Linked DNA regions of Homo sapiens: region 1 is linked to region 2. A link is an interaction called in ENCODE POLR2A ChIA-PET data of the cell type or tissue named here. Cell type or tissue: MCF 10A. All regions are shown on one strand.

The links. ChIA-PET counts read pairs that join two places held together with the same protein. Peaks named below come from ENCODE experiments on the same cell type or tissue, not always from the same donor. Only the 100,000 strongest peaks of a DNase experiment are listed, where the experiment ranks them.
Region 1: POLR2A ChIA-PET joins it to region 2 with 5 read pairs; 2 of 35 experiments call an interaction of 5 or more read pairs at or near these places.

What each region holds. Positions count from the first base shown.
Region 1 is chr2:62,220,700-62,225,699 of GRCh38, reverse strand. B3GNT2 (UDP-GlcNAc:betaGal beta-1,3-N-acetylglucosaminyltransferase 2) reads right to left here. Exons shown (of 2, transcript NM_006577.6): 2 at 969-3,488. The coding sequence starts at 3,479. The coding sequence ends at 2,286. Among named protein-coding and RNA genes, the nearest start is that of MIR5192, 17 kb to the right of the region's middle. In MCF 10A, no CTCF peak of the experiment used is centred here; no DNase peak of the experiment used is centred here.
Region 2 is chr2:61,955,518-61,960,517 of GRCh38, reverse strand. The region is part of intron 1 of COMMD1 (copper metabolism domain containing 1); the gene reads right to left. Among named protein-coding and RNA genes, the nearest start is that of COMMD1, 52 kb to the right of the region's middle. In MCF 10A, no CTCF peak of the experiment used is centred here; a DNase peak (open chromatin) is centred at 2,297.

The DNA.
Region 1 (5,000 bases), 270 kb before region 2:
GAAGAAGGGCCAGAGATCATCTCATCCAAATGTCATCAGCACCAAGAACTCATGTTCAAACAACAGCACACATGTGGACTGAAGGCTCACAAAAGGCCCCCCAGTGGCCCTCCACACCTCATTCAAAACCTGCTCCATCTCTTCTTTCTCTACAAGAGACTTGAAACCTCAGAGAAGGGGAATCTCTAACAAGAAAAAAAATTGAAATTCCTCTGAGAGGAGAAACCTATTACCTGAGAATGCGTGGTCAGGTTTTTTGGACAAATGCAAATGTGATCCAATTACCTGTGAATGTTCTCAGAGCTTCTTTTCTTCTTTACTCTTCTCTAGCCATAATGTGGCAATATGGCCCTCTGGGAGGTGTGTGCTAGCAGCCATGGGAGTAGAAGGCAGATGCAGGCCCCAGGAAACCTTCAGGAAGACCAGGCTGAAAACAGTCTTCAATCTCAAATCAAGCACCTGTGTCCTCATACTTGCTCAGAAATGGCTTCCACATTCCAAACAGGATTAGACTGTTTGCTCTTACAACACTAACCCTTCTGTTTTTTGAGCTTCATCAATTGTCTACTTGTTTCCCACTGGACGTTAGTAGTGTCTTCTCAACATGGGTCTATGAAAGGAAATTGAGTAGTCAAGGCTGATTCTATATTTCATCTTTGTGGCTACAAACTCCAAAATAGAAATGGCTTAGGATAACACAATCTTTACAATGCCACACCACTCCCTAATTAAATTATTTATACTCACTGAAAATGGAAGCATAAATAAATATTCTCACTTTTCTTTAAAGACTTTAAATGGGAAAGCACTTTGGGGATTTTAAATGCAAAGATGGATGACGCACTGAGAGACAGTGATAGTTCAACACTACTGTAATGGTTTCTGGGGAGGAAACTGGCCTCTTTCAGGGAAAAATGTTCTCAAATATGGGAAACAAAAGGATTATAGATTACACATTACACAAAAAATTAAAAATACAGTGGCTTTATTTCCATTGTTTATAGTCCCCAGTATCCCATCTGATAAGAACCTTCAATTCTATAAACAAAAATATTTCAAGAAAGTATGTTACACAATAGTACATATAAGTAATAGTTTGGCAGAATTTTAAACTCTAGTAGTTCATACCCCCAAAAAACAAATTTTAAAATTCAAAAATAACAGTTTTATTTAACATATGTTACACCTTAACATTTAAAATATCATGCTCTAGTTAAATATTTCATCAACAACACTGTATACAAATAAAATATTACATAAAATATATTTAAGAAAATGTTTTGGTCTTTGATCTGAACAATAAATAAAAACACAGGCACTTCTACATAGACAGGGAAGCAGTTACTACTCAATAATAATCTTGTATAAGCAGCATGTGAAAATATGGCAATAATAAATTCTGGAATTTTAAATTGACAAACCATCTATGCAAAAGTCTGTAACTTCAACCTTTTCACTCAAGTTCAAAATACATATGCCTTCCTGGTCCATATTGAAAATTCACTAACACGATATGGTTGTTAGCGGCAATTCAATCTTCAGTTGGCCATTAAGGAATCACACTGATTTTCAAATACTAAAATTACACTATGATACCACCAGGAAACCAAATACAAGAAAAATTAAACCCTCTTTCTCCTTATTATGACCATAACATCACAACAAGATAAATTAGATGAGTGTCACACCATGATTCTCATTTTGCAAAATTAATTAACACACAAAAATACTGTTGGGGTGGCAGGAAATTTCCACAATTGAAAAACTGAATTCCACAACTGACAACTGAAATTTCAGTTTTCTAGACAATTTAAAATTTACCCAAATCCCATAAAAATAAACATAATTCCATTTCACGAAAACCACTGGATAATGTTTAACAAAGTCTTTGTAGCCAATAGGTTTATAAATACCTGAATTACAAATAAATCAGTCATTATTATGGGAAGTAGGAATATTATAGAAGAGGGCAAACAAAATCACTTAAAATGGCCAAATTCCAGAAACAGGATTTCAGATAAGAGGGTACAAGTTTTTTAAAAATGACCACTAGCCGGTAAGATCAGAACCAATCATCCTGCCATATCATCCATAAAAAAAAATTACCATCTTCCGCTTTCCCTCTTCACGTGAGTACCAAATTGAAGGGTTTAGAGGCCCTCAAATGGGTATCACTCATAAAGGCAATTTTCATGGTTTAATATAGAAATTACTCTAATGTGAGAACACAACATGGGAACTATTCAAAATACACCTTTCTATGCAAAATTGAGTTTGTATCTATTTTAGCATTTTAAATGAGCACTCTGCAACTGAGACCAAATATCAATCATCTCTTGAGGTTTTCTACTATGTACTAACATCAGATCTACATAGGAGCAGATGTTATTTTTGTTTTTCTCCTCGATATCAAATGTCCTGAAGCCTTTGTGTTTCTCTGGAACGAGGCCGAGTTTCTGAAGGCACATTCCAGTATAAACGTCATCAATGGGGTAGAGATGGACCTGGTCAGTGATATGGTACAGCCTCAGGGCCAGGTGGCCGGAGTAGAGGAACCCCCCTCCCCCTGCATAGGGTGGGTAGAGGCCAGAGTAAACAACTTCTGGGATGTAGTACTTCAGCTTCTTATCCCGATGAGGTCCAGCATTGTGGATCACATCACCTATGAAGAGATCTTTGGCTTTGGTCTTGGATAAACTATTCAAGTAATTCAGGATGTGATGGGTGTTCACAAAAACATCGTCATCGCCCTTGAAAACAAACTCAGTGTCTGGGCAGGAAGTACTTACCCACCTGAGAAACAGCACTTCCTTCAGAGACAAGTTGAAGAAAGTGTCTCTGTAGTTCCACATAAGAATGTCTTGGTGCTTCTCACTCTCAAATTTCAGCATATCTGAAAGGTCGGGGTGGTTGTCCTCTGGGGGTGTCTGGCCCAGCAGGAAGACTCGCACCACCGTTTGGTTCCCTGCGTTGCTTTCTTGGCCCCAGGATTCCCGGATTGCTTGCCTTCTGGCAAAATGTGGAGTGAGGGACTTAATCGCCAGCAACAAGAAAGGTTTCTTTGCACACTTATCCGGCTGATCTATAAGCAGTGAATAATTGCGGCATCTCAAATACAGCAGAAAGTCTTTAAATCTGTCCGGCAAGTTGTTAAAACCCGTAACCACCGACGTGACCCTCAGGTCAGGTTCGCAGTAGTTCAGATGGCTTATATTGGAGAGCCTGCCCGCCTCCCCCGTCTGGTTGGTCAGCATGCTCAGGATGGGGTTGTACTGCCGGTTCAGCTTCTCTTGCTCTCGGTTCCAGTATGCCTCGGGAGGGGTAGATATCTTCCAGAACTTCTCTTTGGGTATTATTACTTCCCCTTTTCCATTTTTTTCTTGGCTACTGCTTTTGGAGACTTCCATAATAAAATAAATGAAGACATTTGCCATCATCAGGATACCCAACAACTTTATTCTTCGACGTCCAACACTCATTTCTCATATCTGGAATAAAGGGGTGGAGTATTGTATCAATTACTTATCAATTTGCATTTGCACATACAATTTATTTTACCTGTCTCCCCAGGAATAGTGGTTTACAGCAAAGACTCTACACTTGCACTGCCTAGGTTCAAATCTTGGCCCTTCCTTTCTAGCTTTGTGATCATGGGCAAGTGGGATAGTCCCTGTCTCAACTTCTCCATATATAAAATGGGAATCAAGCCCACTTCAAAGGATGGTTGTGAGTATATGATGTTATATGGAAAGCTTTTAAAATAGCGCGTGGCTCACAGCAAGCACTATGTAAGTGACTGTTTGAGACATGCTGAAGCTAGAAATACCTATTACTAAATAACCTCAGGAGAGTTCAACTTCCTTGCTTACAATGGCACATACAGTGCTTGGCAAACCGATTTGCCTAAATTATAACAAATACATTTTTATACTGTGTTTAGTATACACATACATACACAAAACTCTATTTACATGTGTGACGCATTGTGTGCAGTTCCATGTCATTCACTCTCAAGTTCTCTTCTATTTCATTTGAAAAACTTTGAGATTTTAAAATGTAGAAACAGGGACTGGTTACGTTGCTCAGGCTGGGCTCAAACTCCCAACCTAAGGTGATCCTCCCACCTCAGCCTCCCAAAGTGCTGGGATTATAGGCATGTCTGACCCTATCTCTCTCTCTTTTTTTTAATGTTAGTCCCAACCCTGAGTTATTTTCCAACCTACCATTTTACAGATAAGGAAACCAAAGCAGAGAGATTAAGACACTTGCCCAAGGTTGCAGGGCTAGGAAGCAGGAGACAGGAACCACAGAGCATCTCAGACAGAGAAAATGAAAGCAGACTCAGGACAGCTTTATCCCAATAGCCAAGAACTGGCAACAGCCCAATATCAACAGAACAGATGATCAAACTGTGGCATCTGCATACAATGGTATATCCCCTCGGCAATAGAAAGGGAAACTATTGTGGATGAAACATTACAACATTACATTGTGAATGAAGGCCAGACCCAAATTTTCATTTATATTAACTTCAAGAACAGGCAAAATGAATTTAGGTTCTAGAAATCTGAAAGTGATGGAGGTGGTGGGCTTAGAGAAGGATAGGAAGGAACTTCCTGGGGTACAGAAATGTACCATGTAGGTCTTGATCCTGATGAAGGCTCCACGGATGTATGCATATGTCAAACCTGAAGTGTATATTTAAGATCTCTATTGTTTGTAGCAAAAAGGGAAATACAAATGATATTTTAGTGAAATATCAAAAGATTTCAGGCTGTGGGCAATGGAAGAATAAAGAATGAGTAATGAGATGGTTTGCTGGGGATATCCAAGGTTCTAACACTATTGACATGGATGACCTATACAAGAATGAACATTTAAACCAAGGTGACATTAAAAGATAGCCCAAAAAAGTGGGATGGCAATGTTCTATAAAGAGCTGAAGATTTTCTTATCAGGTTAATTCAACTGGGAATTTATCCTTAGGTACTATTACTCAT
Region 2 (5,000 bases):
AACCCCATTTCAAACTGGTAAAAGAGTTAGTTTGGCAGATGAAAGGAAACTATCGCTTCAGTTCTCACCTCCTTAGCTACTGTATTAAGTATACTCCTTCTTGTTGGTGTATTATACCTTGTACTCGAAGGTTAGTGCAGAAACTCGTCAGTACTACCCTTACTAATCTATCCCCAACTCCCCCGCCACTGTATTCAGAAAGACTGCTCCTTCCAGAGGATCAGGCCAAACAACAAAGTCAAAACATGCTAAACAAATTTGAAGAAGAAGTATAAAGTAAAAAGAGAAGGGATTGTGAGAAATGGGAAAGTTCTTCTTCAAAGATTATAAAAAGTCACAATTTCTTACTATAAGATTGCTATCCACTATTACAGTGTGTGTGTACACACACACACACACACACATATATTCCAAATCAGCTGTCCTAGCTTGCTCTGGCACGCCTGGACAAAACTAGACAAGCCCCAGTCCATAGTCCATGCCATTCCTTATTTGGAGAAGCTTCCTTAACTATCCCTGGGCAACTTCCTTTTCTTTGTTCTGTTCCCCTTACCCAATTAAAAAAGTTTTAAACTAACAGCCAATCGGGTAAAGTGTAAAATGTGAGGTCCTATTCCAGCCAATGGAAACTGGACACAGCAGTAGGGTAGACGTGTCAGGTTATAAATAACTGGCTCCTTTGTTTGGTGTGCTCTCGTGGCTGGACAGCTTTGAGTAGCACCCTTTCTGCAAAAAGTAAAGCTCACCTTGCTGAGAGATCATTTGTCACGGCGTTAATTCTTTTTTTGCAACACCAAAAACTTCATTCCCAACATAATTAAAGGACATGAGTTTCCAGATTCAAAATATGTGGATTATGGGTAATATGTCACAGCCATGAAGCAATTAGCCAATTCAGTAATAGAGCTTTTATGAACAAGATGTGTGTCTTTGGAAAAGTTGCTTAATTTTTCTGTCTCAGTTTACTTATCTGTAAAATGGGGAAATATCTAGCTAGTAGTCTTATAAAAATTAAATAAAATTACATTTATAAAATGCCTGCCCTAAGGTTTAAAACTAACTAGGGTTTCAATAAATATTAAGTGCCTCCCCTTTTATTCCTGTTACTCACGTATTATTTCCTAAAAATAAAAATTTTCTTTCTCCAGTATTCATAGCTATATATACTATTAAGGTTTCCATTGAACATGGACCTTCCTTTCCTTGTCCTAGCATTATTTCCTTTCCTGATAATCTTTACAAGTTACTGAAAAAAGGCTAATATCATTATTTTTATATAACATATCAAGATTTCCATGCATACATACGCAAATGATACGAAAAGACAATTCACATGAGAGAATGTACAAATAATAAGCACATGGTGAAACCATCGTAAACAGTAATAAAACAAAAGGAGATGTAAACACTCTTAAGTCACTATTTATAACTAAATGAGCAAAAATAAACAAACAATGCTAACTAAGAGCAGTAAAACTAGTACAATGAGTTAAGTATAAAGTAAAAAATCTGCATGGAAAGCAACATGACAAAATAAAATCAGTGTTCGCGGCCTTTAATCTAATAACCCCACCTCTGAGAAAAGGCCCGAATAAATAACTCAACAGATGCAAAAACTGTACAAAAGCACGAACTGAAGTACTATCAACAAGAAAGTCTAGAAACAATCCAACTGTCTACTAAACAATATGGTATGACTATACAATATTAAAGTCATTATAAATAAATACTATGAAAAAAGTTTTCTCTAAAAAAACTACTAAAACTATAGAAACATAAAAATATATAAATTTATAAAACCAAACATTTATGATCTAACACATTCTGACAGCAGGATAATGAAAATAAGGTCTGTTCCCAGAAAATCTATGGTAGAATTGTCTACATGTGAGTACAAAAATCAGATAATTCATACATTATGACTGTGTATTAAATAAAAATAAACATTTGTGGCCAGGCAAGGTACCTCACATCTGTAATCCCAGCACTTTGGGAGGCCAAGGCGGGTGGATCATTTGAGGTCAGGAGTTCAAGAGCAGCCTGGCCAATACGGTGAAACTTTGTCTCTACTAAAAATTCAAAAATTAGCCAGACGTGATGGCACATGCCTGTAATCCCAGCTACTCGGGAGGCTGAGGCAGGAGAATAGCTTGAACCCAGGAGGCAGAGGTTGTGGTGAGCTGAGATCGCGCCCCTGCACTCCAGCCTGGGCAACAAGAGCAAAACTTCATCTCAAAAAAAAAAAAAAGGAAAGAAAGAAACCACAATACAGAAAACGGGGTTTGTGGACACAAAGAAAGGAACAACGCATGCTGGGGCCTGTCAGAGGGTAGAGAGTGGGAGGAGAAAGAGGATCAGGAAAAATAACTAAAAGGTACTAGGCTTAATACCTGGGTGATGAAATAATCTGTATAACAAACCCCCATGACACAAGTTTACCTATATAACAAACCTGCACATGTACCCCTGAACTTAAAATGAGCCTTCATTTCATCCGTTTTCAAAAGCAGCTAATAATACTAATCTTAAATGACAGTCACAAGATTCAAATAAGAAAATATTCTAAAGCATGCAATAGTACTAAGCACACTGTAGGCACTCAAGAAACATTTTTTTTTCCTCTTTCCCTCACTTAGGGTTATTCCATGAGTAGTTCTCTGCTTTTCCAAGGGCAAATAATGCTTTGCAAATCTTTATTTACAACTCTTAACAGGAATGAAGAAAAGAGTTTGGTTTATTAGAGAATGGATTTAACAATAAACTCAAATTCCTAAAATAAAAAGAATAGTTTGCTTGTGTTTTTACGTCAAAGAAACTCAGTAAAACACCAGCGGGTGGCATGTCCTTTTCCTTTCTTTATAAGTTTCCTCTTGTTGATTTGTCTTTAAGACAAAGATTTTATAGACTATTGCCACATAATTTTTTTTGTAATGAAAAAAAGGAGACAAAGACTTTACGGCTAACGTTAATTTCTGCAGATTCCAACTTAACCAGCAATGGGGTCAATCCAAAAACTGAGTTAAGCATCTTTGGCAAAAAACAGAAAACCACAGTCACAAAAAAGACTGAAAATTCTATCCTTATATGGAAAAGATAGGACTTTATTCAAATTAGATGGCAATATTTTACAGTTATAAAGCTATATAGTTTCATGGAATTGATGGGGTACAGGAAGTGCTACCCCAAAATATGTCATCTAGGCATTTTAGAAAACAGAAGCAGAAAGACCACTCTCACAAACCACCCCCAAAATCTCCTATGAAGCAGGTTATAAACCTACACCTGTAATCCCTGCTACTCAGAAGGCTGAGGTGGGAGTTCAAGGCTGCAGTGAGCTATAAACACCCCACTGCATTCTTGGGCAACAAGCGAGACCACATCTCTTAAAAAGATTTTACACACACACACACACACACACACACACACACACGCATCCATCTTCCTTCAATTAAAACTATGCACCTTCTTGCCGGGCGTGGTGGCTCACGCCTATAATCCCAGCACTTTGGGAGGCCGAGGCGGGTGGATCACTTGAGGTCAGGAGTTCGAGACCATCCTGGCCAACCTGGTGAAACCCCATCTCTACTAAAACACAAAAAGTTAGCTGGGCATGGTGGCATGCATCTGTGGTCCCAGCTACTTGGGAGGCTGAGGCAGGGAAATTGCTTGAACTCGGGAGGCAAAGGTTGCAGTGAGCTGATATCGCACCACTGCATACCAGCCTGGCGACAGAGCGAGACCCCATCGCAAAAAACAAAACAAACAAACAAAAAAAACTATGCGCTTTCTTTCAAGTAAAAGTTACATGGGGCTGAACACAGTGGCTCATGCCTGTAATCCCAGCACTTTGGGAGGCCAAGATGGACGGATCACGAGGTCAGGAGTTTGAGACCAGCCTGGCCAACATGGTGAAACCCCATCTCTACCAAAAATACAAAAAATTAGCCAGGCGTGGTGGTGCGCACCTGTAATCCCAGCTACTCTCAAGGCTGAGGCAGGAAAATTGCTTGAACCTGGGAGGCAGAGGTTGCAGTGAGTCAAGATCACGCCACTGCACTCCAGCCTGGGCAACAGAGCGAGACTCCATCTCCAAAAAAAAAAAAAATTTTACAAGGAATTAATTTTGAGGTGCTAACATTTAATGCATCTGAACAATTATTCTATCTACTATATGTGATATTATAACCAAGTTGTCTGATACAGATCTGTGGAACAGAATTCACAGTCCAGAAATAAACAACCAACTGATTTTCAACAAAGCTGATAAGGCAATTCAATGGGAGAAAGGATAGTCTCTTGGACAAATGGGACTGGGACAATTGTGTACCAACATTCAGAGTATAAATTAGACCTTGTTTCTCAACTTTTCATTGTTGCACCCCTAAGGAACCTTTCTAGACATTTTCAACCTAATTGTGCCTTCCCTCATGAAACGGTAATACCACAGATAAACTGTGTATCTGTTTATGTGCTACATATACCCGTGCTTTATATGTAAAAACAGTAATATTCTTTCATTCCCTAAGAATCAGGCCAGGCATGGTGGCTCATGCCTGTGATCCCAGCACTTTGGGAGGCCAAGGCGGGCAGATCACCTGAGGTCAGGAGTTCAAGACCAGCCTGGCTAACACGGTGAAACCCCGTCTTTACTAAAAATACAAAAAATTAGCCTGGCGTGGTGGTGGGCGCCTGTAATCCCAGCTACTAGGGAGGCTGAGGCAGGAGAATCACTTGAACCCAGGAGGCGGAGGTTGCAGTGAGCCGAGGTCGTGCCGTCACACTCCAGCCCAGGTGACAAGAGCAAAACTCCATCTCAAAAAAAATATCAATTCTTGTCCCTATTGAGAATGCATTAAAATTGTAATTCACACACACACAAACTCAAAATGAATCAAAGACAAAAAGTAAAAGCTAAAATTGTAAAGCTTATAGAAAAAAACAAACAGAAGAGAACTCTTTGAAAGCTTTGGTTAGCAAAGAATTATTAGATACAACACCGA